6 separate regions of the Homo sapiens genome follow, and all the other regions are linked to region 2. The links are chromatin loops, found by intact Hi-C in ENCODE. Cell type or tissue: HCT116. All regions are shown on one strand. Links, peaks and the distances in the headings refer to the core of each region. The heading gives the core; the rest is flanking DNA. Region 1 overlaps NYAP2 (neuronal tyrosine-phosphorylated phosphoinositide-3-kinase adaptor 2). Region 2 has its middle 440 kb from the start of MIR5702. Region 3 has its middle 540 kb from the start of MIR5702. Region 4 has its middle 6.7 kb from the start of MIR5702. Region 5 has its middle 47 kb from the start of MIR5702. Region 6 overlaps RHBDD1 (rhomboid domain containing 1).

The links. Peaks named below come from ENCODE experiments on the same cell type or tissue, not always from the same donor. Only the 100,000 strongest peaks of a DNase experiment are listed, where the experiment ranks them.
Region 1: a loop joins it to region 2, with 11 times the contacts of the local background. A loop is called at or near these places in 6 of 110 quality-filtered maps.
Region 3: a loop joins it to region 2, with 4 times the contacts of the local background. A loop is called at or near these places in 3 of 110 quality-filtered maps.
Region 4: it touches region 2 in a loop (3-fold over the local background); 3 of 110 quality-filtered maps call a loop at or near these places.
Region 5: a loop joins it to region 2, with 2.1 times the contacts of the local background. A loop is called at or near these places in 3 of 110 quality-filtered maps.
Region 6: it touches region 2 in a loop (5-fold over the local background); 13 of 110 quality-filtered maps call a loop at or near these places.

Annotation. Positions count from the first base shown.
Region 1 is chr2:225,666,510-225,671,617 of GRCh38, forward strand. All of the region lies in intron 7 of NYAP2 (neuronal tyrosine-phosphorylated phosphoinositide-3-kinase adaptor 2), which reads left to right. Among named protein-coding and RNA genes, the nearest start is that of NYAP2, 270 kb to the left of the region's middle. RefSeq lists a silencer at 2,194-2,243. In HCT116, for the core only: CTCF peaks have their summits at 2,305 (motif pointing right) and 4,030; DNase peaks (open chromatin) are centred at 2,332 and 4,032; H3K27ac peaks cover 2,748 bases.
Region 2 is chr2:226,214,020-226,219,127 of GRCh38, forward strand. No RefSeq gene overlaps it. Among named protein-coding and RNA genes, the nearest start is that of MIR5702, 440 kb to the right of the region's middle. In HCT116, for the core only: a CTCF peak has its summit at 2,105 (motif pointing right); a DNase peak (open chromatin) is centred at 2,112; H3K27ac peaks cover 4,000 bases.
Region 3 is chr2:226,112,640-226,117,747 of GRCh38, forward strand. No RefSeq gene overlaps it. Among named protein-coding and RNA genes, the nearest start is that of MIR5702, 540 kb to the right of the region's middle. RefSeq lists enhancers at 2,494-2,788, 3,173-3,999. In HCT116, for the core only: no CTCF peak of the experiment used is centred there; DNase peaks (open chromatin) are centred at 1,992 and 2,652; H3K27ac peaks cover 4,000 bases.
Region 4 is chr2:226,649,578-226,654,685 of GRCh38, forward strand. No RefSeq gene overlaps it. Among named protein-coding and RNA genes, the nearest start is that of MIR5702, 6.7 kb to the right of the region's middle. RefSeq lists enhancers at 1-535, 536-1,449, 537-666, 556-850 and a silencer at 807-896. In HCT116, for the core only: no CTCF peak of the experiment used is centred there; DNase peaks (open chromatin) are centred at 734 and 3,014; H3K4me3 peaks cover 860 bases; H3K27ac peaks cover 4,000 bases.
Region 5 is chr2:226,609,450-226,614,557 of GRCh38, forward strand. No RefSeq gene overlaps it. Among named protein-coding and RNA genes, the nearest start is that of MIR5702, 47 kb to the right of the region's middle. In HCT116, for the core only: no CTCF peak of the experiment used is centred there; DNase peaks (open chromatin) are centred at 1,894, 2,130 and 2,652; H3K27ac peaks cover 4,000 bases.
Region 6 is chr2:226,982,697-226,987,804 of GRCh38, forward strand. All of the region lies in intron 8 of RHBDD1 (rhomboid domain containing 1), which reads left to right. It also overlaps a transcript of COL4A4 not described here. Among named protein-coding and RNA genes, the nearest start is that of RHBDD1, 150 kb to the left of the region's middle. In HCT116, for the core only: a CTCF peak has its summit at 2,825 (motif pointing left); a DNase peak (open chromatin) is centred at 2,825; H3K27ac peaks cover 2,435 bases.

The DNA of each region.
Region 1 (5,108 bases), core at 406-4,405, 550 kb before region 2:
AACGCGAGACAACTCAAAGCTTGGGCGGGGTTGGGGGGATGGTTCCAGGCTACAGGTAAATTTCAACATTTTTTGATTGATAATTGGTTGAGTTTGTTTAAACACTTGAGATCAATAGAAAGGAAATATTCAGGTTAAGATAAAAGATTGTGGAGACCAAGGTTCTTTTGAAGTCTTAAAGTGGCTGCCCTTAGAGACAATAGATGACAAATGTTTCTTATTTGGACCTTTAAAAAGTACTAGATTCTTAATCTTTTCAGGATTGGGAGGGCCTGAAAGAAAAAGATCTAGCTACCTTAATAGAGATTCTTTACAGATACATATTCCCCCCCCTCCATGCCCCCCCACCCCCCCAACACACACACAGAGGACAGCTTTGCAGGACCATTTCAAAATACAGCAAAGAAACATGTTTTGGGGTAAAATATTTTGACTTTCTTCTTTGTCATGTAATGTTATGCCAGGGTCAGATTGGAAAGTAAGTCACGGTATATAGGGTTAAATAAAACCATTCTGATGAGAATTTATGGTTTGTAGGGCATGACTCTCCAGACCCGTTAGATAGGAATTTGTGCAAGCTAAAAAAATCAGAGCTTAGTCCTCAGACTTCAGAATTTATAAGTTGCCTTCCTGTATTCAGCCAACAAATTCTTGTTGTGTACTGCTAAACACCAGATATTCTGCTAGATGCTTGAGTTTGAAGATGGTTGATATGACAAACTCCTGTGTTCAAAGAAATTTCAGCCTGATAAAGAAGCCAAATACGTGTGTGTGAATATATAAATATAAATATCATATATATTTAATAAGAGTGGGTGGGAGGCCTTTACAGTCAGACATAAGACAGTTTACAAAGGAGTGAGAAGTCTGAAGTCATACAATTTGTCAGAGAAATGCAAGCAGTTTAGCATTATAGGATTAACAAATGTTGAGGTGGGAAAAATTGTAGAAAAATGATTAGGGGATGAAGAGCATGTGGTAATGCTCTGGGAGAATTAGGAACCATAAGCATGATCATTATTACTCCCATTTTGAGGAAGCTGATTCACGTAGAAAGTCAAGTCAACAGAAATTTGCTAAGGAGCTGTCTCCTTTTAATTTAAATTCTGATTCCCTGAGATCATCTCACTTAAGCCTCAGATGACAGGGGGATTGTAGAAGAGAGCCCTTCCCTGAACAATTAGCATTACAAAAGAGGGCATTCTTAACCCAAATGAATCTTCAATGGATAGAATACCTAAGAGCAATCATTTGTTTCATATTTTCCTTTTGAAACTACTTAATAGAGATACCTTAATAGAGATGCTTTACAGATGCACGGTTGGAAGACTAGTATAATGTGTGTGCTTTTAAACACATACAGTTTTTTAAAATAATGTCACTTCATTTCTGAATATTTGAACATGACTATCCTAAGACCGAGTGTATTCTTCTAAACAATCAAACTCAAAAAAGCAGTCAGGTAATTTATAATAATTCACTACTACCTACTATCATCTAATATAAAGGGAATCCTCAAATCTCTACAAGGGCCCCAATATTATACCCCTCCCCAGTCTGGGATCCAATCAAGGATACGACATTACATATAGTTTTCAGTTTCTTTCTTTGTTTCTCCAAATCTCCTGAATCACAAATACTTCCCAACCTCATTAGTCTTTCAAGATAAGTGACATTTTCAGAGTCCAGAACGATTTTGCTTTTTTTCCAGAATGTCCCTTTGTCTGATTGTTCTCTTGTGATTAGATTTGAGTTCACCATGCTTAGCAAGAAAACTACATGTGATGACCTTCTCCAAGAGTCACACAGCAGATGACATCAGTTGGTTTCATCACTGGGACTGATGTTTGAACACAACATCAATAAGACTCTCTCTAGATTTGTCTACTCTATATACTCTGCGTACCAGGAGACTGAGGCCATGGGGGCTGCCTCAGATTTTCCATTAGAGGATCAGATCAGTGGATTGAGTATATTATGTTTCTTGTATTTTCTCTTAGAAAAAGAAGAAATCTAATTATGTTTTATCGATGTCTAAATATATTTGACCTAATGTTTTCTCATGTGACCATCACAACAGTCCTGCAAATCATAATCATTATCCCATCTCTGATGAGAAAACTGAGAAACAAAAGGCCAAGTGAAATCTCAAGTTCACAGAGTAATGGCAGATCTCGGCCTTGAACCCCTCTCTTCTTACTCTCAATGCACTGTCCTTTCCTGTGTGTGTGTCAGCTGCACTCTCCTGGGTATTATAGAGCAAACACATACTGAAGATTTCCTGTGCAGTTCATCACCACTAGAGGGAGGGAGAGGATCTCCAAAGTTAACATGTCTCCATTCATTTGGGCTAGAAATTACTTGACAAGTCAAACTATTAATGTAAGGTAATTACATACACAGGAATAAATAAAGAAAAAAATTGTGTCCTAATTGGTGTCCCCTGCTTTTTTTTTTTTTTTTTTTTTTTTTTTTTTTGCTGCTAATGGCTTAAAATTGATTGCATATGCATTAACTACAGACGTAATAGAGGATGATTAAGGACAAGTATGAATACCAAAAACTACATAATGAATGTCTGACTCATATTTTATTTACAGTGAGGTTTCAGGCAGGAACATGAAGTTGGCTGTTCTTTTACAATGTATGTTATCTACCTGAGGCATAAAGCATGTGGTACATGAACATACAGAGCAGATGTTAATTATTACTATTTTTCATGACTCTATCTCTTTCTTTTTACAAAAGAGATCAAAAGTCATTATGGCACGTGAATTTGGCTTTTATTACCCTGTATTGTTTTAAAATGAAAGGCCTTAACGTAGGTTTCTGCACATCACGTCTCTACCTACTACAAATAAGACACCATTGTTTAATTCATCCCTTAAAAGCTCATTCGTATGGACAAAAATGGGCAAAGCTAATCTCTATATATTTCAACTGATTATGTGTTACAAAAATAAACCCTAACTAGAGATAAAACTGGCAGCTTACATTTTCAACAACTTATTTTTCTTGATTACAATTTAAAAAATCATTTAGTGAGAAAAAAAAGGAAGAAAGAAACACAGTATTGTAATGTCAACCCTATGAAAACAAATATCCAGAATGTTCTGGGAAGAGCTCAGTTTGTTCTATAATTTGAAAACCACTGGGAACTGCTAAAGTGAATAACAAAAAAATCAAAATTTTATTAATATTTAAAATGCTGAAATGGAGAAAATTCAAAGTAGCATTCAGTTCAGTAGTAGAAAATGTGTAATTGTGTTAGACTTTAAAAAGAGAAAAATAACAATTTTTATTTCCGTTCTGTCCAGCAGTCAGATGATGTGCAAAGGGCAAGAAGGTTAAATAAATAGATACGATCATTCCAAAGACTCAAGTTGTTTGAAAGCAGTGTGAGCACACCTCCTCCAAGGAGAGTCGGGTTGTTATGAAGTACACCCAGGTTGCAGCGATTCACCTTACATGAGGGGAAGATGAAGAGCTCTTCAAATGAAGAAATGTGCTTTGCACATTCTGGCCCACTAAAACACTTTCTGCTCCAAACAGAAGTGGTATTTGCAGGCCCTACTTTGGAAGGTTTTATAGATAGGTCATGATTACTTCCTCTGACCAAATCCATTTTGTACAATCTTGCTATGGTTCTGTATCCTTGGCCTTCACAGTTGGTGTACATAGATGCCAAGGAATAAAAAGGATAACAGCCATCTGGTTCTCATCTCAACCAAAGAGGCAGGTTTAACTAGAGGAAATGGGTGCATGCTCGTGTGTCAAGTTATTTTTATTAGACCTGAAAGCAGAACCCTGGAATGTTGTACGGGGAGAGGTCATGCAATCTTTCCTTTGGAGACCTTTAAAACCACAGTAAATTTCCATATTGGTGAGATGATAGTAGTGTGGTTCTGCCTAAGAGAAAGGAAAGGATTACTAAATGAGTCTTTAGGCCATTTCAATGTAATTCTGCAGGAAATTCTAAAAAAGACCCTTACAAATTAATGGTCTTGGTTATGATTTTTATAGCCTTATGTCACCACAAAGGGGTGCTATTGCATTAGTTTATGTCCTTCCTGGGAAAACGTCTTCAGTATTTTCCAAAAAAAAAAAAAAAAAAAAAAAAAATTCCTACATAGGCTTTCAGCAATCATTTTGGCAGCATCAAGCAGTAATTCATTGTTTATCATGTGTTTTGGAATGACAGGGATCTGTATTAAAATCAATATTGCTAAGATTTCTTTGGATTGTTTACAGGCATACCTTGGAGGTATCATGGGTTCAATTCCAGACCATGGCAATATAGTGAATATTGCAATAAAGCAAGTCTCAATAATTTTTTGGTTTTCCAGTACATAGAAAAATTATTTTTACATTATAATCCAGTCTATTAAGTGTAAACATTGTGTCTAAACAATGTACATACCTTAATTAAAAAAATACTTCATTGCTAAAAATGCTAACGATCATCTGAGCCTGCATCAAGTCCTATGTTTTTGCCAGTAGAAGGTCTTTCCTCAGTGTTGATGGCTGCTGACTGATCAGGGTAGTGGTTGCTGAAGGTTGGGGTGGCTGTGGCAATTTCTTAAAATAGGACAACAGCAAAGTTTGCCACATCAATTTAACTCTTCCTTTTACAAAAGATTCCTCTGTAGAATGCAATGCTGTTTTTTTTTCTTTTTCCCTCCTTTACCTATGCCAAACCATATGATGCTGTTTGAGAACATTTTCCCCACAGTAGAATTAAAGTCATTTCTCTCAAACCCTGACACTGCTTTATCAACTAAGCTTATGTGATATTCTAAATCCTTTCTTGTCATTTCCACAATGTTCATAGCACCTTTACCAGGGGTGCATTTCATCTCAAGAAACCACTTTCTTTGTTCATCCCTAAAGAGCAACTCATCATGTGTTCAAGTTTTATCATGAGATTGCTGCAATTCAGTTACTTCTTCAAGCTCCCTTTCTAATTCTAGTTTTCTTGTTATAATTTCCACTTTACCACATCTGCAGTCCACTGAGGCCTTCAGTGCCTCAAAGTCATCCAAAAGGTTGAGATCAACTTCTTCCAAATTCCTGTTCATGTTGATATTTCAAACTCTTCCCATGAATGA
Region 2 (5,108 bases), core at 517-4,516:
TTAATCTCCATCACTGGAATTTTTCAGGAATGAGATGCAGAAAAGACAGCCACATTACCTAGTGTTCCCTCGAGATCTTAAAGAAAAAGCAATTTCACTTTGGGATAAGAGAAACAGAGAATAAATTTGCCTACATTCCTATTACTAAATGTTAATTATTAAAGTTTGGAGGCTATGGTTGCTATCACAATAGAGAATTTGGAGGGAGAAAATGTGAGAAGGAACAGAAGCTCTCCTCAATAAATAGGCAGGGGATGTTTATGAAAGATATTCTAGCCTAAGACAAATATGGTTTTCTCAAAAAAGCTAAATCTGTGCTCAAACCATGAGAAAGTTGAAAGTGTCCCAAATGGTGATAGTGGGAAAAAAGTGGGGGATGGTGGGAAAAAAGTGAGTTGAGCAGAATGGAAGAATAGAGCTGAACTTCTGTGTGTGTGTGTGTGTGTGTGTGTGTGTGTGTGTGTGTCTGTGTGTATGTGTGTGTGTGTGTTTCATTTTATTCTTTCCCATTTTATTTTATTTAGATTCACTTGGGATTTTCCCCTTATAATGCATACTTTAGGGAGTTTTCTTAAATGCTCACTATGGTTAGGATGTGCTGTTCTTCAAGCTTAAAAGTTCTTAGAGCCGAGTGGGAGGCCATGATGCAGAATAGAGTAACTATCAAAGGGCATGTCCCATTGAGATGGCATTTATAATTTTCACCAAGAGACAGGCTCCACTCTCCTCTCCATTTTCTCCTTCATGTTCTGAATTCAAACAAGAATTATAGTAAGAATATTTATCTTTCTTTAATGCAAATGTCAGTTGACAATGTGAAAGAAAGTAATTTCTATATAATGACATCCAGCTTAGTTAATCTAGTAAGCTAAGGAACCAGACAGACCCGGAAAATCCAAACTCTACTCTTTACCAGCTGTGTGACTTTGGACAAATTACTCAACATCTCTGTGCCACAGCAGCTCATTTGTAAAGTGAAAATAATGATACTTGTCTCATATGGCTGTGGTGAGTATTAAATAACTAGCAGACCTGTGCTTGGCACAGAAGTTGGCACATCCTAAGTGATCAATAAATGTAAGCTATCAGTATTATTATTTTGGAATTTATATGTGATTTTGATTATTAGAGTCAGTAGTGCTAGAACAAGCCAGTAATGCTTACCTTTTTAAGGAACTTAGAATATTTCAGCAATAGGAATTTCTTAATCCTAAGTGATTTTCATTTAATTGTGAAATATGAACTTGTTTTTTTCCAGTGGAATGCAATTAAAATTCACATTATAAACATATTTTTTTTTGTTCAGGGCTTAATAAAAATCTTCCTAGTGTTATAAATCTCACCTTGGAATTTCGAGTTCCAATTTGCACAAACCAATCAAAAAGCAATTATCATAAACAGCCAATCAACAGTACGAACTAAAATAAATCACCTATCACCCAGTTATGAGTGGGTGATAGATAATTTTCTCTAAAAAAGTCTTGCATTTATTTTTATCATTCTGTTATAAGATAAAGCAGTTACAACAAAATGTAGAGTGTAGATAGAATATTTTCCTAATATTCACTAAAATAAAATAACAAAGAAGCATTTTGATATTTCGTATGTGCTTCATTTGCAGTAAAAGCTCAGTTATTTTTAATATACCATCTCTGGCTTGCTAGAATGTTTCCAAAATTGTTATCTCCAGAATTTTCAATAAGAGCTTTGACACAACTGAGATGTATATCTGAATTTTTTTTTCTTGTCTGGAACATAAGAGAAACACACTGTTTATTCAAAGAACAAATAAGTGAATGAGTGAATGAATGAGTACTTTCTTCTAATGTTTAAGGCCTGTTTAAGTTTCAAAATTGTCACCTTCCTAATTCTTGCCCACAAGTGGTCCCAGAGACATAAAATGTTTTCATGCTCGAGGGAAAAAGAAAAGATAACTTTTTAAAAATAATCTACGCAGATCCACACTGCAGTGGTCATCAGAACATAGGCATTCTCCGAGGCCACCTTTTCCCATCCTCTTCCTTCACTCCCCACCTCCTGCAGGCCTCAGCTATGTTGTGCTACCTTCCTTTCCTTCCTCTTCCTCAAGGGGGCGCTCCAGACTCTAGACGGCTCAGCTTCAGCTTCACCTCCATACAACACCCCGAGTCTTCACCATCTTCTAATTACGCTGTCTGGAATGACTGAAAAAAAACTCTATATGCAACCCCAAAGTCACACCATAGGAGGAAACATTCAGAAGTACATACATGATACAATTTGGCATGAAGTGAATGGCAGTGGCTGAGGGTGTGGGGGGTAGATTATGATACAGTCAGCATTTCCTCAGTGTCTCTCTGCGGTATTTAAATATATAGTTTGTTCCATTTTCTTCACTTAAATATTTCACCCCTTAGCTAGTTGTTACGTATATTTTATTTATTCATCTCGATAAAGGATAGGATCCTCAGGCCGACATTTCCTTTAATAATAATAAAAGGGCTGGGGCTTGTTACCTCACTCCTGGTGCTCTCTCTAGAGGTTCCTTACACAAAGGACAAAAATGGCCAAGTGGAAAATGAAGTGCAGTTTACCGGAGTTACTGAACACTCTATAACGCTCCTCATGCAGGGCTTCTCTGGAAACCACTGCTGAATTGCAGGACTCAGGCTGAATTTCAAAGAGCTGTTTTTCACCGTGTCTGTGAATCTAGGATGGCTGTCCTGTGGGTGAGGCTCTGGGTCCAGTTACAGAGTGAGTCACATGGATAAAGATGGCGAGCCTGGCCTAGGGCCCATGTCCTGCCCCTGGAGCACCTAGGGCGGGGAGGGAGGGAAGCAGAGGGCACTTACAGCCCAGATGTTTGAAGTGATGAGAGACTTGCCTGGTGTATCTCCTGATACTGACAGCGTAACAGTCCTTCCAGAAACCTGGGTTTGTGCCCATAAAACTTTCTCCATAGGCAAGAATAGCCAGATGAGATTGGAGAGGGGCATCCTTCCCTCCCAGCTTACAATTGTCGACTGCTTACCAAGTGTCAAGCATTACTCTAATCAATATATCTACATTGCTTCATTTAATTTTCATAACAATCCTGATAGATAAATACTACTATTGTGTCCATTTTACAGATGCAGAAGTTGAGATTTAGGGGAGTTAAAAAACTTGACTAGAGTCGTAAAGCTGCCAGCAAACAGAACTGGCTTTCTCATCCAAGTCTGACTGGTGGAGTCTGCCACTTCTAGACATTATGCTAGATACCCTGTTTGGCAAATGGTTGTCAAGTATCTATGTTCCATGTGAACTCATTTTGAAAATTTCCACTGTGTCTACCCTGGCAAATCTACTGCTTTATTTCATCATTCAACAAATAAATTTATTAAAGACCTCCTCTTTGCCAATTACCATGTGAGGCCCTGGGGAACCAAGATTGAGCAAGAGAGAAAAGGGCCCTGTCCACGTTGAAGCATGCCCATCTGGGAAGATGGAAAACCCAATCAAATAAAATGATAGTGTCTAACAATACTTTCCCCTATATTGGGAAAGCACAAGTACCATTGGGCACTTAGCAACCATCTCTATATCAATCTACAGTGCTTGGAATTTATAATTCTTAAGATGCATAGAATATTGTTTTCTTAACACTGAACTTACTGTGCTAGGTAGTGAAAGGACATAAAGATAGCCTCTCCTCTACAGAAAACAAAACTTAGTTGGCGAAAGAGAAACCAACCAAATGGTTAATGGGAAGAGAAAAAAGGAATCCTTGATTCTATAAGTAGGAATTGAAGGCTCTTTAGGACAACTAACTTCTTAATTTCATGCATTCACCAGAGAAACTGTGTTTAGTGAAAATGAGGATCAGATCTGCCTCCCATTCCTATCTGGGTTTCCTATACCCCTGCTTCTTTTTTTTTTTTTGAGATGGAGTCTCGCTCTGTTGCCCCAGCTGGAATGCAGTGGCGTGATCTCGGCTCACTGCAAGCTCTGCCTCCCGGGTTCATGCCATTCTCCTGCCTCAGCCTCCCGAGTAGCTGGGACTACAGGTGTCCGCCACCACGTCCAGCTAATTATTTGTATTTTTAGTAGAGACGGGGTTTCACTATGTTAGCCAGGATGGTCTTGATTTCCTGACCTCGTGATCCGCCTGCCTCGGCCTCCCAAAGTGCTGGGATTACAGGCGTGAGCCACCACACCCGGCCTACCCCTGCTTCTTTTTAAAATGAAAGAATTGAATAAGAGGATCTTAAATGATATTTCTGACTCTGACATGCCATGATAGTAATCTTTTAAGAAAGCTGATAAAATCAACATTTCACCTTTGATTTTTTTTTGATATGTCCATCTGAGCCCTATCTTTTTATATGAAAAACTTTCATTCTTCTTATAGTAGAAATCTCTTTTGAATCATTTCTGAAATTTCTCAGTAAGTCAGTATCTTAGCATTCCTGTTTGTTTTAGGCTTCAGTATTTAATACCCTGAAAACAAACCTTCTTATCTTATACCACTAACCATGCTACTAAAAATCAATCCATCAATTAATGAATTAAAAGATAAATATGAATTCAAATCAGGAAAGAAAGAAAAATTCTCATTTTTCCAAAAATGCAGGAATTCATATCATTCTACTAATACTAACTAAAGTCATGGAAACCTTTTACCCTACCTAGGTAGAATATCACAACTACATGTTTGAGTGGTTCTCAACTACGAAAAAATTTACTTCCAGGGGACATTGAACAACATCTGGAGGCATTTTTGGTTACCATATCAAACTGCTATTGGCATCCAGTCAGTAGAGGCCAGAAGTGCTGGTCAGCATTCTACAATGCCCATAACAGCCTCTCACAACAACAACAACAAAATCATGTTTCAACATGTCAGTAGTGCCGAGGTTAAGAAACCCTGGTGTAGGTAGATTATGCATTTCTAATGGAGGGCCATTATTCAAGGCTATGGTAAAATGTATGCTAAGATTCTTTACTTTTTTTTTTTTCAAGTTTCTTATTTGGAAAGTCCTGACTGTGTCTTGATAAGCTCTCCTTCTTTATGCTTAGCTTTCGAACAAATGTTAGTTCTGTCTCCCCTTCCTCTCTCCCTTCACAAAGTTCATAAAACTAACCTGATT
Region 3 (5,108 bases), core at 683-4,682, 100 kb before region 2:
ACACATGAAAAAATGCTCATCATCACTGGCCATCAGAGAAATGCAAATCAAAACCACAATGAGATACCATCTCACACCAGTTAGAATGGCAATCATTAAAAAGTCAGGAAACAACAGGTGCTGGAGAGGATGTGGAGAAATAGGAACACTTTCACACTGTTGGTGGGACTGTAAACTAGTTCAACCATTGTGGAAGTCAGTGTGGCGAATCCTCAGGGATCTAGAACTAGAAATACCATTTGACCCAGCCATCCCATTACTGGGTATATACCGAAAGGATTATAAATCATGCTGCTATAAAGACACATGCACACGTATGTTTATTGCGGCAATATTCACAATAGCAAAGACTTGGAAACAAGCCAAATGTCCAACAATGATAGACTGGATTAAGAAAATGTGGCACATATACACCATGGAATACTATGCAGCCATAAAAAAATTATGAGTTCATGTCCTTTGTAGGGACATGGATGAAACTGGAAACCATCATTCTCAGCAAACTATTGCAAGGACAAAAAACCAAACACCGCATGTTCTCACTCATAGGTGGGAACTGAACAATGAGAACACGTGGACACAAGAAGGGGAACATCACACTCCAGGGCCTGTTGTGGGGTAGGGGGAGAGGGGAGGGATAGCATTAGCAGATATACCTAATGTTAAATGATGAGTTAATGGGTGCAGCACACCAACATGGCACATGTATACATATGTAACTAACCTGCACGTTGTGCACATGTACCCTAAAACTTAAAGTATAATAATAATAAAAAAAGAATTAAATAGAGAAGTGCAGGTGGTGAATTTATGTATTTTGATTGTGATATTTATTGACATATCCTCTCAAAAATATTTATTATAAGGAATGAGCTTATAAGATTATGGAGGCTGAGACTCCCAAAATCTATTGGAGACGCGGGAGAGATGATTGTATAATTCCAGTCTAAAATCCAAAAGTTGGCAGAGGCTGGAGACTAGGACAGCCAACATTTTGGTTTGAGTCTAAAGATGAGTAAAGACTGATGTCCCAGCTCATGCAGTCAGGCAGGAAAAGTTTCTTCTTATTTGTGGGAGGGGGCAGGCTTTTTGTTGTATTCAAGCCTTCAACTGATTGGAGGAGGGCCACCCACACTGGGGAGAGCAATCCGTTTTACTCAGTGTACTGACTGATTCAAATGTTGATTTCATCCAAAAATCCTCACACATACAGAATAATGTTTGACCAAATATCTGAGCAGCCCATGGTTCAGTCAAATTGACACATAAAATTAACCATCATGCATCCTTTGTGACTTACAGCTCATAATTTGTGAGTGAGAGCTCACAATTTGTATATATATTCACATACATGCATATATATCTATATATTTAAATATTTATATATTTATATATTTATATATTTATATATAAATATTTATATATTTATATATTTACACATGTATATATAGTTACATTACGTAGACACATTAAGCTTTCCCTCTATAGTAAATTCTGACCATTCAAGGCATATGACCATATCTTTATTCTGAAAAAACTGAATCACAAGAGCCAGCCAATTACTAGATGTGTTGAATGATTTCTTAATATAGTTTTGAAAAAAAAATACAGTTCAGTGATATAGTCCATGGCCTCAAGATATTTGTATGTTGCAGAAAGTAAGCTTTACGCTAGCATCCCAGTTGGACAATCATATTAAATCATAGAACAGCAATTTTATTATCAAGCAGTTATGTTTGTCTCATAGAAATTTGGCCATATTCTGCATTTTTCTCTTTAAAAATTACTCACTATGTGATATGAGTGATAGACAAGGAGTTTTGTTACCCAGATCCTCTTCAGAAATGGACTGTTGCCTCTACTGCTGCTGCTGACCACATGCCTGGTCTAGCTGTCAGCTCCTTTAGGTGCCTCCTCAGTGAGCGATCTGGCTAAGGTCACGTCCTTTCCATAGTAGCCCACATCCAGTGACTGACCTCTGGCGGGTACTAAAGTGCAGTCATTCTGACTCCTGGGGAACAAGCCTGTTAAGCCATACGCACTCCAAAACTCCCTGCACACTCGGCCAAGGCTTTGTTGGGCTTGCCTCAATGTTTGACTTCTCTCTTTGCCTACTCTTACTGCTGACCCCTCCCTTCCCCAGGTGTTGGTCCCTGATCAATATCCTTCATATCAAACTGTGCTCAATCTCTGCCTTTAAAGATTACAATCTATAACCATATAGAAATCAGAAGGGAAAAATGTTTATAAAGTGGATAAATACATGGTTTATTTTTGATATTGGTTTTCTGTGTCTAATGTTACAGGGATGTGATTATTTTTAAAAGTCTACACATGCTTTCAGATACTTATTTTTTCAAAGCTACACAATGGGGTATAACTTCTATCAGCTTCTCCAGCCCCAAGTACAAATTTGAAAGTGATTATTTCAGACTCTGTTGCTATTGCTGTAACCTGTTCTCCAGTGAATTAGAATAATGGGAGTTGGGTACATCCTCTGTGGCAGTAAAGTTGGCTCTGCTAGTACACAGGGTATTATCTTCTTTGTAATGCTTGCAAGAAGAAGATCAAAAGTAGCTCCGATCTTCATCTTAAACCATAGATTATGAGTCAACCAGGGTTGGCCCAAGATAAATATCTGATGTGTGGTTAGTCATATGGTGAGTCAGTGTTCTAATCAGTGGTAGAGTTAATCAGTCGGGGTTACTCACCATGCCTAACTTTCATGCACTCCTTCCAGAGGGAAAATACATGCATTCTTTTGGCATATTTGGTTTTGCATGTACATCATTATGTTTCTCCTCCCACTACCACAAGAAAAAGATATTAATTGTAGTAAAAAATAAAGTTATAAACTTCTGGCAAGCTAAAACTGAGAACAGGTTATCAAAGGGATGTGTGCCTGTTCACTTTTAGAAGTGTATTAGGTCTTTCATAGCTGAGAAAGGACAGAAATAGGGAGATAAAGTCGTTCACCTCAGATCACAAGCTAAATTGGTGGTAAAGGCTGGACTAGAATCTAGATGTAATGGGTAACTTTCACCCACATTATGTCAGTCCCATTTAGACTTCCTTGGTTGACTAGTATTGATGTAACCAAAAAGACATCTACTCAAAATTCAATATTCTAATGGTAGTTATTGAGAACTTACTATCTGTCTGGTCCTGTTTAAAGAGTAGGACATATAGCAGTGAATCAGGCACTTTTTTTTTTTTTTTATCAAGAACTTTCTGGCAAAGATATATATTTTGTTCCTGCGAGAGGCCATTTGTTGCATATCAACAGCCAGATAAGCCTTAAACAAACAGGTAATAAAAAGGACAGTCTTGGCTACTCTTTTTGTGATTTAATCTAGAACAACATTTCTCTCTTGGTATTTACTTCATCAGGCTGATGTAAGGACTTGCTACTGCATTCATTGTCAGCAATGGTCACAGCAGGCCTGAATACTTTTTTGTTGTTGTTAACTGTATTTAAAGGTGTTGTACCATTCACTTGCAAAGAAACTGTTTTTATCAAATGAGATTTTGCTTTGGAAGAATGGCAATGCAATTCAGCCATGTTTTTTTCTAAATTAATGTAACATTTGCATAATAATATTTTAAAGTAATTGCTTGGGCCACTTTCTTTTTTTATTTTTTGCAGAAGAACTAGCAGATCGCTGTTAGAAAAACATTTGTTAAATTTCCAAATCATAATGTATTTTAGTGGTGAGAGGAGCTCAGTAAAGGAAATTAAAGGCATCGTGGACTCCACAGAGCATGGAACACAATGAGCTCTCAAAAAGTCATTTGTTGGCAGATATTGTTATTCTCATTTTACAGCATTCTGTGTATCTCCTTTATATCACTTATTACAATTAGAATTAATCCTATTCAATTACTTCCGGAGAAGCACCATGGTTAAGTGGCTAAGAGGATGAACTCAGAAGCCAGTTTAGCAGGGCTCATTCCTGCATTTCTGCTCCCATCACCTACTAGCAATATATAGCTTTGGATATGTTACTAAACTTCTATGTGTCAATTCCTTGAATGTAAATAAGTATAATGTATTACCTATAGCGTTATTATAAGATTTAAATTAGGTAATATTTGTGAAGTACTTGGAACAGTGCTCAGTGTATATAATAAGTATTATGCAACTATTTATAAAATGAATAAAAAATTAAAATTTTCCTTTCTTACTAGTCATACTGATAGAAAGTAGAACATATCAGTCTTAGTTACTGATTCTCATCTTCTCATCTTCTGTAGTTATGTTTCCAAGTTAGTTGTTCAATAAATTATTATTGAATGAATGAATGCATTAAAGTTTTAAGGCCCATAAATGGTGAAAAGATCCATCAAGATCATTTGTCATGATTCTATAGATTCTTCAATAGAATAGTAGGGCTAGTGCTACTACTGATTCTGTGTACCTTCCTTGTTGTTAGACAAATATTATTTCATTTGACATTAAAACAGCCTTAAAATGTAAATATCAAATCTCCACCTCACAGGTAAGGCAGCTGAAGTTTGAAGAAGTTAAATAACTTATCAAAAGTTTGGACAGAACCTACAATCAAAACCACGTCCTTTTGATGCCGAAGTTCATTTTCTTCCATGCTACACAGTCTTACATCAAGACAGCGTGTTGGCTGATATCAGACAGAGAAGACTAAAATCCACAAGGGGAAATTTATGGAGGTATGAGAAAAATATTACAGAATGTATTGTATATGGATTTGTCTTTCAAAAGATGTGTCTCCTAGTTTTCCTTCCAAGCAAATGTCAAGCCCAATGATATTAGCAATATTCCACATTACTTACTAACATTTTTTTACTAATGTCAATTTATTACAAAGGTAAAGCCAAAGTATGAGGTCATTGCAGTTCAGTTCATAAAATACAATTAAGCAAGCTATTCGTAGGTTTGAAGTACAGGATTAACAAAAAAATGCATATGAAATATTTTACCAATGATAAATTAACAAGAAGGCCAGTTTAATTTGATATAGCTCAAGTGCAATAAAACAAAGTCAAAAATCGTTACATCCTTAGTCATAAACCATAGTATGTAAACTATAATGCATAAGCCATATATGCTCAGATCAGATGAATTTGGAAAG
Region 4 (5,108 bases), core at 601-4,600, 440 kb after region 2:
TTTTCTGGCCACAAACTGCAGCATAACTTTGGCCCCTTGAGCTAAAAAATAACAGCCTTTCCAGGGCAGCAGCAGCTGAAGAACCAGTAAAGGACCAGGCCAAGGTGTCCAGAGGGGAAGACAGATTCAGACTTGTCACTGAGCACAGGAAAGACATCAAATGCAAGAGCATGGAAGGGTAAAACCACCACCATTAGCCCTTACTGTGCCTGTGATTACATCCAGAGGCTGGGGAGCCCCCAGCACTCTGACTCTATTCCCTTTGCTGTTAACTTTCTGGTTTCCTCCTTCCCTTTTTCTCCAGGCTGCACTTTCCCCTCCCTCACAGTATCTCTGGAACAATCAGATTCAAGAAGGAGGTAACTGACAGGCAGGGCCTTTTCTATTTTATTCAGGCAACTCAGTGGGTGGTGGTGTCAAGGCCCCCCATGGGGTTACTGTACATGAAACAAGTCCATAAAACAAACGGTCAAACTCGGGTCGGGGCTGTTGCTAGTAAAGGGAGTTCCCGTTGTCTTAAATCACCCTGGATTGTTTACTGCAAAAGGCAGTGGTTAATCTGAAACACAGACAGAAATAACTGCAGCCTTGTGCCTCTGCATGTCTTGGCTGAGCCCAACTTTTGCATTCTAAGCACTGGAAGTACCAAGTGGCCAGGATGGCTGGAAGCCAAAAAGTAATGTTTCCTTTTGCTGTTGTTGAGAAAGGCATTCAGGAAAACAATTGAGCACAATAAGGGCCTTCCTGTTCCGGCAAGCAGGCAGCCGTGTGAACCACCCAGTAAACGTGGAGTGAGTCATCCTGGTGCACTGTAAGCTTCCTTCGCCTTTGTCAATAAGTTCGCTCAGAGGCAGCTGTGGGGAGCATGCAGAACACAGCCCCAGCAGGCTGCAATACTGCGGATTGCTCCCCTAGATTAGCATTTCCGAAATCTATTTCTCCCATCTCTCCAGGCACCACAGATTTCCCCCCAACAAAGTCAGCGTTTACACAGGGAAATGTCACAAACACATTTGTTTGGGAAAGGCATGGGCCATGCATCTCCCTCCAGCTGGGAAGTCGGTTCTGCAAGGGAAGTCTCACTGAGGCTTGCTCTTAAAACATTCAAAATGCCTAAATTTCATGGGATTTTCATTATGTGGTGTACACAAACTATGTTGACTAACATGCACTTGATTAATTGTAGCTGCCCATAAGGGGCAAATCACAATGATTGAGTTCAAATGAAACCAGCTATGTACAAAATTGATTAGAATGAGACAGGAAAGAGATAACACCTTAAAATGTGTTTTGACCTTTAATATTTCAGGCAGTGAGACTGAAATACTACGTTGTACTGAGATGTCCTGGGTCACTGAGAAGGACCTGGAGAGATGTAGGATGGTCAATGATTCCTTGATAGTGGTAAAGATGGAGCATGCTCTCTCTCTTTTCCTTTCCCTTTCTCTCAGTCTCTCTCCCTTTCTTTTTGCCTCTCTCCCCTACTTCTAGGGTATTCCATTTTGCCATGAATGGGTCTAAACTCTAAAAGATCTTTCAGAGCATGATCCAGTAGAGATGGCAGACTTGACATCATTCTTCATAACCATTCTTCATAACCTGTTCCAGGACCCCACCTACAATGGTGCTTAAACCAGAGTTAGAATGACTGACATTAAGTTTTAAGCATCCATTTTGCCTGCTCAAAAAGAGTTGCCACTAGCCATTCATGTTTTATTACAGCGAGACAATCTATTTAGGTAAGAGACAGTATGCTGGTATAGTATTTTGGGACAACTGTGAGTTTTGAGTCAAATGACACTGTTTGGGCCTGAACTGTTCTGTTTTCTAGATTTACCACCTGGAGAAGTCATCTGACTTCACTGTGCCTCAGTTTCCTCATCTTAGAATGGGGATAATAATAATGCCTGCCTCACAGAATTGCTATGAGGATTAAATGAGATGACCTAGCTAATTTTACTTAGTCTTACCCAGTGCCCAATAAATGTAATTAGTAGTACTACTACCACTACTACCATCACTACTACTACAAACACTAATAAACTAAATAGCCATTGAACTCATTATTTTAATTGAAGGTCTAATAAACCAGGCTTGGCTGAGCTAAAAGCATATTGTCACCCCTTAAAAACGTATAGCCTCTCTCTTCTGCCAAACTGAAACTAGGCTTCTTAGAGGAAGATGTTTTTGATAAAGGATGAAGGTGATTTGTCAGTTGAAGAGTAGTATCATTTTGCAATCATAGTAGAAAATATTTCAAAAACATGCAAGGTTATAGGAGAGTAAAGCTACCAGATTTCTCCAAAAAATTGTTGATCGTTGCAATTGATACATAGTTACTAAAAATTCACATTTAAAACACATTTAAGTTTCAACTAAACAAATCAGGTGAAGCAAACGAAAACATTAATTTGTATTACACTAAAATATCTGCCAGATTTGTGCACTAACTGGATTAGGCTTATAATTAGAGGAAATTCCAGGCTATGTATTCCTTCACTCAGTATGAAGCTATCTAAAAAACAAATACACTTGAAAATCCATTTTTACAAGTCAGGTGGCAGCCGCTTGCACATCTCAATCAGTCAATAAGAAAACATTTTAAACTGAGCTACTCTGAAGAAGCTCAGACATTCTTTAAGTTAAGACACATCTCATTTCCCAGCCACAATCTGCATCCCTAAGACAGATGCAGTTTTGATCCCAGCAGTTCCATGAAAGAAACACTTCCACAAAGTCAAGAAAACCCAAAGTTCAGCAAGATTTTGGCAGTGTGGCCAGAAATTTAAAAATAATTCTGGTTAATATACCCAAAGTTTTTACCAGTGGTCTTGGTGAGCATGGTCCATTTTCAGCTCAGTCAGATCTTTGGGAAACTGAACCACAGAAATAACATTGATCCTGAGTAACTCAGACACATCCCGTGGTTTTGTGCTTCAAAGGTAGCCACAAATTCTTAAGATATGATTCATAGTCATCAAAATCTATGAATCTCCTGTGAAATTGTTCTTTCACTTCCACTAAACAGCTCTGTAATTCTTCAAATCTGTGACGCCATTGAGGTCAAGGAAGTTCAACAGTAAATTATGAATGCAGTAGGAAATGAGAGTAGTTATTAACTGCTCGACCAGTTGGCCAGTTAGAACCTGCGTTTCCTTGAACAAGGAAAAGAGAGAAGTCAGGGTTCATGGAAGAGCTACTGAAACAGATATTCAAAGCCCACGGACTTATGTCATCCAGGATTCTATGCCAAAATTTGAAAATCCTATCAAACAACCTAAGTCTATACATATGCCAGTCAGGAGAATTTAGGAGCTAGGCTACATCAGAAAAAATTCTAGGGGGAAGAAACCTATTGATTCTGCCAGAAGAAATACTCTATTAATTCTTTACTCCAAAGCTGGGAACCATAAAAATGCTCAGGGAACCTATATAAGGAATGCCACTCCAGGCATTCCTTATCAGTTAGCTTTTACTATATAAGAAACCACTACAAAACATAGTTGCTTAAAATGGTAGCCATTTATTTAGCTCACAGTTCTTCAGGTTGGTTATAGAACTGTGATCTCTGATCCTCTGGACAGTTCTTCTGGTTTTAGCTGGATTTGTAAATAGGTCTGTGGTTGGCTGCTAAGCCAGTTGAGGTAGGCTGGTCTAGAAGAGTATCAGCTACAATGGCTAGTCTTTATTCCACAAAATCTTTCATCCTCCATAGGTTAGCCAGGGCTTGTTCATAAATTATCTGAGCAGTGTTCCAAAAGGGAGCAAGAAAGGTAGGTGCAAGGCCTCTTGGAATCTATGTTCAAAACTAGCACACTGCCATTTCCACCGCATTCCATTGCCAAAGCAAGTTACAGAGTCAGCCTAGATTCAAGAAGTGGGGAAATCACTTCCACCTATTGATAAGAGGAGTTTCAGAGTCAAATCCAGGCATAAAAAATTGTGGCCACTTTTGCAATCCACCAAAACCCTCTCTCCCACATGCTCCTTAATGCCCCACTAGCTAAACCAACAAGACAGATCATAGTCAGCACTGACTGAGTGCAGCATTTCTGTTTAAGACAAATCAGAGCAACAGCAAGAATGCCTGATGTTCCTTCATGGCAGCCTTCCCACTATTGGGTACTCTCAAGATGGGAGATAATCCTATTTGCCTGAGTAGTAGATAGCTACTACTTCCCAGAGTAGTAGACAGCTGTCCCAAGTAACTGACTGTAGTAAAGCTCAGCTTTATGTCTCTGGGCAAATAACTGGGAGTGGAGGCATGAAGGAAAGCGTAGTTGGAATACCCTGAGCTGAGAGAGCCAGAGGAAAAACACAGGTATCCTGATAAATGAGTACTCGTGCTCCTCTGGGAAACTGGGATTTTCTTTTATGCTTGGTGTAAACTAAAACTACTGTGATAGTTCATTTTACGTGCCAACTTGACTGGGCCATGACATACCTAGATATCTGGTCTAACATTATCCTCAGCATATCAGTGAGGGTGTCTTGGGATGACTTTAACATCTAAAGCAGTGTGCCCTCCCTAACATGTATGGGGCTCATCCAATCCATCGAAGACTTGAATAGAACAAAAGATTAACTCCCCCAAATACCAGGGAACTCCTCTTGCCAGATTGCCTTTGAACTGGGACATTGGTTACTTCCTGCCTTTTGACTCAAAGTGAAGCATCAGCTCTTTCTGGGTCTGAAGCCTGCCAGCCTTCAGACTGGAATCACACCATTGTCTCTTCTGGATCTCCAGCTGCTTGCCAACTTACAGATCTTGGGATTTGGCATTCTCCATAATCATGAGCCAATTCCTTACAATAAATACACACACACACACACACACACACACAACATCCTACTGATTCTGTTTCTCTGAAGAACTCTAATACAACTACTTATTTGGATATTGTGCCAGGCAAAAGGGCAAAGGAATATTTGATGCCTGGTAAAGGTAAATGGCTGGTTTGTACTCAGGTTTGCCATCCCTTGTTTCTTTCCCTGTTAGCAAATAATCCCAGTCGTCCTGGGAAGAATATAAAACTTGAACTAATAACTCTCTAGTGTTGCTGTTGGTCTTGTTATACTATTGTCACTACAGTTGCCCCTTTTTGTTT
Region 5 (5,108 bases), core at 529-4,528, 400 kb after region 2:
TTCTTCTGCTAAGTGTTGTAGTAGTTGAGGTCACTCATGCAGCTGCATTCAGATGCTGAGAGCAAAACATCAGTGATGACATCTCATCGTCTAAGGCCTCTCTCCACATGCTGGTTAATCACTCAGTGGTTGGGCTTGGGCTTCTTACAGCACAGCAGCTGCACAAGAGAAAAAAAGTGGGAGTTGCCAGGCTTCTTAAGGGCTAAGCCTAGAACTTGGATAGCACCACCACCTTCACTTTTATTGAACAAAGCAGGTCACAAAGCCATCCAAGACTGGGACAAGGTAGTAGGAATGTACCTCTTGAAGGAGGAGCAGCCAAGTATTAATAAACATCTTTAATCTACCACCCTTCCCCACCAGACAGTGTGCTCTTTCCAGGATAGAATACTTCTGACATTTCTGAGAGAATACTGGAAGAAATCAAAGATCTTTGAACATAGTCATCTTTGAGAAGTTAGGAAGACAGTTTAAAGATGTGTCAAAAGGAATTTAAAATTAAAAGCAAGAAAAGAGGTCCCATAACCCACATTCTGAAGTTTCACAAAATTCTGGCTTCAACAGCGTTCAAGAAAAACAATAGAAGGAGAGGGAGTAGCCACCCATGTCATCTGCTGTCTCTCCAGATGCCTAAGAAAACAAAGCTTCTTGTACCAGAACTACTATGAAAACATGCACTTCTTAAAGCTCCTTGGAGCTCAAAAGTCCTCCATGTTCCACTACAATCCAAAGGTCCAACCAACATGAGATTAACCTAACATCAGAACTCAGGCCACTTGATACATTTAAATAAATTTTCAGCAATAGTTTCATCTAATATGCGATTACAAATGAACTAATAGGACCTAACCACTAGAATTTCAGGTGTTAGATCTGAATATGAAATTGTGTACTTTATTTGTTAAAGGCAGGGTTCATGCAATGGAAGGGAAATAGAAGATTTAATAACTAGTTGCATCATTTATCAGAAGAACTCGTATCGTCAGGTTCATGACATCATAAGGAATTGATTCCTGATTGTAATTTTGGGGAAAAATTGTGCTGGAGTTAAATTTGACAACATAAAAAGCAAAAATGTTGAAATTTTTGCATATCCTTTAACCTATATGTTCTCCTAAGAATTTGTCCTGGAGGAAATAGTCATAAGTAGTCACAAAGATATAATTATAAGATGTTTACCATAGCATTATTTGTAACAGTGAAAATACTAGTGACAAGCTATATTCAAGCAATATGAGATTATAAATTACAGCACATCTGTAAGATGGGATTGTAGGTAGCCAGCAAAATTATACTATAGAAACATATCTAATATGAAAAGGTAATTTATGATATAATATATAAAAAGCAAAACATGAAACAGTTACTGAGCGTCAGCATATATGTATGAGAATCTGGAAACCTATATGCCAGATAATTATAAGTGATTAGAAGTGATTATCTCTGGGTAGTAAAATTTTATTATTTTTAGTTATTTACATTCTACATAAGGAACATAGAGCTGTAATAAATGTAAAATTGTGCACTTAAAGTTTTTTTTTACTTGTACATTACCAATTTGTGGACTGTTTAGAAGGTGTTAGAATAGAGCAGTTTAATTCAATCAAGTCAGGTGACTAGATCATGGAAACTGTTATTTACTAAGCTATTTCCTGAAATCAACAAGTTTTTTGTTTAATGAAAAGCCATTGAAACCTGCAATATGTCAGACACACCATACTACACAACAAATTGTGTTTTCTCATTGATATGATGTGACTTCAGAACACACTGAATCTGAAATGTCTCTGGGATTTAGGACTAAGAACTGTAGTTATAGACTGTGAATTCCATGAAAGTAGAGATTTCATTGGTTCCATTAAGTAAATGTGCTTTGAATGGATGAATGATAAGATCACATGAATCATTAATCTCCTACAAGATAGTCCTGAAGATAGCTTCCTAGATGACCTGAGGTCACATAATTACATCCTGTGCTGTGGCTGCCGCAAACAGCCCACATCCCAGGAACTTCTGAGGACAGGTTTTAATAGGTAGTTTTATATACATATAGAAAGAGAGCTGGAAAACGTCTCAGTATATACTGAGGCCATGAGGAAGCTGAAACCAGGGAGAGTTAGGAGAGAAAGACCAAGGACAGAATTTTGAGGAATAAAGATAGGGATGAGCTTCACTGTCTTCCCTGCCCGCATGTCCATCTGATCTTCAGATGTGGGATTTCACAGCTTCTCACAGCAGACTGAACTTCACCCTAGGTTCAAAAGAGCACAAAATCAAGGCTCAAAAGATCCCTGCCTGGCCAGACAAACATGTTGCCTTGTGCCTGAGATCTAGCCATCACATATTTATCCAATTGTCTCATATTTGACTTTTATTCTTAGTATCTTACTCCGAATTACTCCAGGATTTTTTAGACAAAGTGTTCTTGCTTTGTTTGAGCCAGAGCTCTCAGTTCTGGAGTCCTGAATCCTATCCATCTGAGACCCTCTGCTTCTCTGTACCTCTGCTATTTGCCTATTGCCAACTCCCAATTACTCCACCCACCTATCCAAATTCCCTCTTATTGCTCATTGCCAGACTTTGTCAGACTGTTTGTGTTGGCAGTTTCTTCACAGTGGATATTCTTGAGCTGTCTACCTTCCGTTGACCAAGCCTAGGGTCTGACAGGTAGAGGAATCATTTCCACAGTGACCCCCGCTTTATGCTTTCCTCTTTTGAGACGTGAGTCATTTAACTCCTGTTATATGTATGCAATTGGAAAAATTCTAGGTTGGTTATTTACTGGCTCAGTGTTGAGTCACTCTTGATACTTTAATTTTGGATTAACTGGATTCATGACTTTTTTTTTTTTCTTCACTGAAGTTCTTTTCCTTAGAAGGGAAAAGAAACACAGGTCTTCCTGGGCCCAGGTCTCCAACGCTTGCTGGGTGTTTGGCCAGTCCTCCTCTGAAACTCAGTCTGTCCTTGTCTCTGGGATCTTCTTTTTTTTTTTTTTTTTCCTTTTTTTGAGACAGACAGATTGTCACTCTGTTGCCCAACTGGAGTGCAGTAGCATGAACTCGGCTCACTGCCACCTCTGCTCCCGGATTAAAGCGATTCTCATGCCTCAGCCTCCCGAGTAGCTGGGATTACAGGCATGCACCACCGCGTCCAGCTAATTTTTGTATTTTTAGTAGAGATGGGGTTTTGCCATGTTGGCCAGGCTGGTCTCAAACTCCTAGCCTCAAGCAATACACCCACCTCGGCCTCCCAAAGTGCTAGGATTACAGGCGTGCACCACCACATTCAGACTGGATCTTCTTGATCTACATGGATCTAAAGTCTAAAATCTTGGATTTATTTTTAGACATTTGCTGAAGGTATTTGTGATGCTTTCCAATTGTGTTTGCTGTGACTGCCTTCAGGATGAAAGCACTCAGTTTCGATTGAATCCATTGGATGTATATTCTAAATGTCTGTCCTTATAATATCTTTTTGCCTTTTTTCTCTTTGTAAATTTGTCACAGTTGCTAAGGCCTGGACTTTCAAATGATTTCTCTTGCTCCTATCTATGACCAGACCAAAAAAAAGTTTTCACTAATAAAATAGCAGTATGTTCCCAGTGGATATTCAGGAGCAAGACTGATGATAAATTCTTGACTTTTGTCCTGGTACTTTTAAACTCTTCTTCTTTCAAGTCTGCTTTTTACTTCTAGACAATTCTCTAGATATACTGCTGTTCCTCCTCCTTTTCCTTCACATTAAAATTTTGAAACAAAAAATAACTCACTGGTCCACATGCCCCTCATGCCCACTGGTATACCCAGCAGTGCAGCTGTCTTGACCCTCTCGTGTCAACACATCAATCAATCAGTCATCCTTAAGAGAACATTTGTAAAGTAACTATGTTTTGAGCTTTTTGGTTCAGTTTTATTGGGATTTTTAAATAAACTGCATTCATTGGATATCCAACAGTAGCCCAAACATATAGGAACATAATCTGAAATATCACAGTTTCAAATTTCATAATTTGAGATATCACAAGAACTCAAAATAATCTGCCTTACTAATAATCTGCATTAAGGCTGATGGTATTCAATAAGAAAAGTAGAAAGTTCTTACCCAATGGGTTTAGAGCTGCCAACTTGGGTACAATAGAAATGATATACAGTTTTCAAAGCCACAAGTCAAAGATTTTACTTGCTGTTTTAGGGAATAGCTAATATACTATTTCATTTCACCTGTCTTGAGTTTTCTAAATGAATTAGACCCTAAGACAAAGGATGGTGGGCAGCTGGTAGACATCGCACCACACACACACACACACACACACACACACACACAATTTTTAAATTAAGTTATAGAAATTTTGTGCTCAGATTAGTAGAGCAATTATTCCATAGTACTTTATGCTTCTCTGATTTCTCTGATTATCAATTAGAATTCAATCGGAGCTCTTTGTTTGGAGAAAAATATATATTTGCCCCATAAGTAAAAATCCCATGGTTAGTGCCGAAATGAACATGGCAGGATTGGGGGCTGTAGGCCAAATCTTATTACCTTTTCTTCTATCTCTGGGCTTAGCCTTTCAACCATTTTGATAAAGCCAAAGTAAAGGTAAAATGGCAACAGAAGATTTAGCCCCACCTCCTCTGAGGCTTAAGACCCAGTGGAAAAGCTCAAACAAAAGTCCCAAAATTGAATCGTATTCATCCTGATAGGTATGACTTTGGTTACCGTGCCCGTAACAAATCCATCCTCCTAGCCAGTGGGATGGAATGTGCTGACTACTGTGGGCCATGTATGCACATGCTTTCAAGGCTGAAGTCTGGTGGCTATTTTTTTTTAAAAAAAAAACAAGAATTAATAATTGTTGGCAAGGATGTGGAGAAGAAGGAACTCTTGTACACTTTTGGTGGGAAGGCAACTGGTGCAGCCATTATGGAAAACAGTATGGAGTTTCCTCAAAAAACTAAAAATAGAACTACCATACAATGGGTAGATACTTGAAGGAAAAGAAATCAGTAGCTTAAAGAGATATTTTATACCCATTTGCACTCTCATTAAGACCTTATTCATAATAACCACAACATGGAAACTAAGTGCCTATTGATGAATGAATGAATGAA
Region 6 (5,108 bases), core at 754-4,753, 770 kb after region 2:
GAGCTATTTAGTGGCTGAGGCCAGAAATTGAAATTTGCCCTAATGGTGTGTTAGCTTGTTCTTTCATTCATTCCTCAAGCATTTATGATGCACCCACTATGTACCAGGCACCAGGGATCCAGAGGTGAATTCCCTTGTTCCTAGGACTGGGTGAGTGACACTGGGCCAGTTTCTTCTACTCCAGTGTCATCACAAATAGAATTTTAACTAACGATTGTATTTGTTGTGTTTTTCAGGATAGCTGGGTTGCACTTTTATCTTTTAAAATCTACATCATCCAAGGTTGAGCATAGCATAACCTAGGAAACTACCAGTCTTTGACTCATAGTAAATGTCACCAGAAACCTACTTGTACTAAACCAAATGCCATGCTAGTGCAAATGGTCAAAGGCAAACATAACCACAGAACACACTATGGCATTCCTGTGATCAGAGTTTCTCAAAGTGGGGCATGTGGGCATCCAGCTCACTTGAGGTGCATGTTAAAAAATGCACATTTCTGGGTCCCCCAACAGACATTGATCTGGAATCTTCCATTAGAACCCTAGAATCTGCCTCTCACCAAGCTCCCCGACGTGGATTTGAGAATCACTGTTCTAAATCCAGCATCTAGTATTTAGCCCTTCGAAGCATGCTGTGTTTTCTGCGGGAATGTGGCACGGAAGTATTGGGTAGCTGTGGGACCTGGGGCCAGTTATGTGGTTCACTTTATTTGCTGCTAGTCAGTCAGGCCACCTAGCCTAGGGGCCAGCCACCTCAATCCATTTCTTTTCCCAGGCCCAACAGCCTTGTTTTACAAGACACATGGTTATCTGCAGTAGTTGTCCAGGGTGACCTAAACTTGACCACTCGGGGATGGTTGTTCTCAGCAGAAGTTGCCAACTTTTTGTCCCTTTTCAAAGTTCTTTTCCCACTGGCTTGTCTTTTTTTTTCCTTATTCCTTGAATGCTTGGGATGATGTTTACTTGTACTTTTTTTCACGTGCAAAGGTTAAGGAGTGTTTTAAGAAGATTGAGGTTTCTGAGGGAAATGTTGGCTAATTTCAAATGGTCTTTGATTTCAAAAGTCAATGAAAACATTCCCTTGATCCTTGGTTTGAAGGACTGGAAATTGGGCCATCTCTCTGGTTTGAAACTCAAGTGGAAGGGAGTGAGAAAAAAATAAAACAGGTCTAAATATTATCAAAAATGCTTCTTTATACCTTTAGCTGAACAGAAGATTTGAGAGCCTGGGCAAAACGCAATGGTGTGGGGGATCTTGTTATTTGTGAATGGAGGAACTGTCCCTGCTCGTATAGGAGGGTGAGCCATGCAGCTGGCATTGTGTCCCTTGGAGGGAGGGAGCTGCTGTCTCCGGCAATTATGAAGCCACCACTTAGGACAGAGTCCCAAGAAAGATGTGCTTTCTTCTCCACCAGAAAGCACATCTGTTCACCGCTCTGATCACTGGGGGTCTGCCCAGCAGCTGTGACAGCCAGCACCTGCTGAACTACCAGTTGCCAAGCTGCCAACTTCAAAGATGCTGTCTTAGTCAGTTTAGGCCACCTTAACAAAATACTACCATGGACCCGGTGGCTTAAACAACAGAAATTTATTTCTCACGGTTCTGGAGGCTAGAAGTTCCAGGTACTAATATGATCAGGTTATAGTGGGGTCCCTCTTCCTGGATTATAGATGGCTGCCTTCTCACTGTGACCTCACATTGGCAGAGAGTGCAAGCTCTGGCCTCTTCATTCCCTGATAAGTTTACCAATGCCATCACGGGGGCTCCACCCTCATGTCCTCATGTAAACCTAATTACCTCCCAAAGGCCCCACCTCCACATGCCATCACATTGAGGGTTTGGACTTCAACGTATGGATTTTGAGGGAACACAAATATTGAGTCCATGACAGCCTTCGTGACCTCTCTGAGCCTAGGCGGACCAGGCAGAACAGCAACAGCTAACGCCCTGGGGTCGTAGGCTAAGGAATTAGAAATATTCTCCTGAAAGGAACCACTGGTGCTGGAGACTTTTGCAGATTCCTAGAACTCATGGAATACTCAATTTATAAGCCCTGGTCTTGTACATTCACTCAGTGCTAGGCCAGAGAAACCCCCAAGTCAAACCAAGTTCTGAGTGTCCTTAGACAGCAGTGTGCACTCTGAACCAGGCATCAGGCACAGTCAGAATGAGAGCTAGATGGGCCTTTTATCTCACTTCCGCCCTTCTGATGCTCTCCTGGGGGTTGGGGTGGGGGAGGGGGAGGAGGGGCAGAAGCAAAGAGGAGGATTGGGGGCAAGTACAAGTGGGGGGTTTGAGTGAAAATGTGAGCCAGTAACCAGTACCACCTGATTAGGCCTAACATAGATCATTTTGAGTATTACTGCATCCAGGATTGATTGTCTTATTACCATAGATTATGTCTGTTTATCTCCTCTGATTTGGAGTTAGCATATTTAGGAGGCTCCGGATCATTCCTGCAAAGCACTCACTAACACGAGGCAGCATGCACAATAGCAGGAGGAAATTCAGGATTAGAACTGGTTAAACTATCTACATTCATATCCATATCTGTATCTATATCTCTCCCAGTGCCTTGTCAGTCTCCTCTGCTCTGGAAGAATTCTGATATGACATAGAAACTGCTAGATGCTGGCAAATAACTCCTGGGTTTCGGGCCATCTAGACAATAAACAACTCCATAATATTCAATGCAGCAGCCTCTGTAGCGCCCATCTGTTTCAAAATAACCCTAATTCTGCTTACGATGCGGAATGCTTTGTTGACTGGAATTTGTCCTAGTTTTCTTCAGCAGATTTAATGTCATAGGCCTCTGGTTCCACCTGCTGGCAGATATAAATACCAGAATGAAACTCGGGTGGATATGTTCAGTTGCAAGAAAAATCCGAGCTGTAGCTCAATGGTTCTCAAAGGCTGATGTACATCGGAGTCACCCGGGAGCTCATTAAAACTACAGCGGCCTGGGCTCTGTGGGAAGCCCACCCAATCAGCAACTATTTCTTAAACAGCCCTCCTGGTGATTCACACACCCACACCAACGTTAGCAGACCCCACTTCACCTGGAATGAGGGGTGCAGAACCCAGCAAGGTTAGGGATGATTCCAGACCACTATATCCTACTCATGCCCAAGAGTGACAAAGCCACCTTGAGATGCCCACTCCTACCTCTTCCAGTTTATCCAGGTAACTCTTAGTGGCAAAGGCCAAAGCTTTATTCCCTTGGAACTCATTTTAAAAAGAAAAAGTTCAAAGTGGAGAAAACTGATGAAAGCACTACTTATCTAAGTGGTCAAGGTTAATGTCACCAGTGATAAGTCATGTTGACAGCACGTTGATATGTGATGAGGGCATTTCACCTCTATGGTATTCTTCACCAAAACCCATAACCCCAGTCTAACCATGAGGACAAATAGCAGACAAACCAGACCGAATGAAATTCTTCACGATATCTGTCTGCTACCACTCAAGACTGTCAAGGTCATGGGGGTCAAGAAAGGACTCAGAAAGAGCCACAGACCAAAAGAGACTAAGGAGACTTGGTAACAAAATGTACTGTGGTCTCCAGGATTGGACCCCGAACAGAAAAAGGAAATTAGTGAAAAAAACTGGTGAGATCTAAATGTCTGGAATTTAGTTCAGAGGAATGTATCAATGTTGGTTTCTTAGTTTCGACAAATGTACTGTAAGATGTTAACATTTAGGGAATAGACTTGTCTGCAGTATCTTTGCAACTTTTACGTAAATTTAAAATTATTCCAAAATAAAAAGTTTATTAAAAAAATTTACAAGAAAAAAATAACCCCATCAAAAAGCAGGTAAAGGATATGAACAGATGCTTCTCAAAAGAAGACATTTATGTGGCCAAGAAGCATATGAAAAAAAGCTCATCATCACTGGTCATTAGAGAAATGCAAATCAAAACCACAATGAGATACCATCTCATGCCAGTTAGAATAGCGATCACTAAAAAGTCAGGAAACAACAGATGCTGGAGAGGATGTGGAAAATGGGAATGCTTGTACACTGTTGGTGGGAGTGTAAATTAGTTCAACCATTGTGGAAGATAGTGTGGCGATTCCTCAAGGATCTAGAACTGGAAATACCATTTGACTCAGCAATCCATTACTGGGTATATACCCAAAGGACTATAAATCATTCTGCTATAAAGACACATGCACGTGTGTGCTTATTGTAGCACTATTCATAATAGCAGACTTGGGGCCAACCCAAATGCCCATCAGTGATCGACTGGATAAAGAAAATGTGGCACATGTACACCATGGAATACTATGCAGCCATAAAAAAGAATGAGTTCATGTCCTTTGCAGGGACATGGATGAAGCTGGAAACCATCATTCTCAGCACAGTAACACAGGAACAGAAAACCAAACACCGCATGTTCTCGCTCATAAGTGGGAGTTGAACAATGAGAACACATGGACACAGAGAGGGGAACATCACAGACCAGGGCCTGTTGGGGGCTGGGGGCAAGGGGAGGCATAGCATTAGGACAAATACCCAATGCATCTGGGGCTTATAACGAGATGACAGGTTGATGGGTGCAGCAAACCACCATGGCACACATATACCTATGTAACAAACCTGCATGTTCTGCACACGTATCCCAGAACTTAAAGTATAAAAAAAAAAAATTGGGATGGGAGGACGGCACTGAAGAGAGACAAAATGTGTTGGAGGACATTGCCAAGGAGCATAGCATGGCTGCTTCTGTGCCCAGCTGCCAAAAGTCATGAGCAGCTAGCTGGTAGGACAGGCAACAGTCTCCAGAGAAGCTGCTCAGGCAGCTGGCCAATGAGGCAGGTTGCTGGTGTGACACATTTGCACTCTCCCATCTCTCCACCACCTGACGCCTGTGTCTCACTGGGAACAAAACAATCATGGACACTCGAACCTCTGTGTGGGAGTCAGAGGTCCAGGCCCCCCTCTGGGTACAGATGAGGGGCCTGAGGCCCAGGGAGGGAAGTGACCTGTGCCAGATCGTGGTGGACCCCAGATATGAACCCACATCTGGTTGAAGTGAATTCATTTGCCACAGCATTTCTCAGTGACTTGATATATTATCTGCAACAGAGTCATCTGGGTGC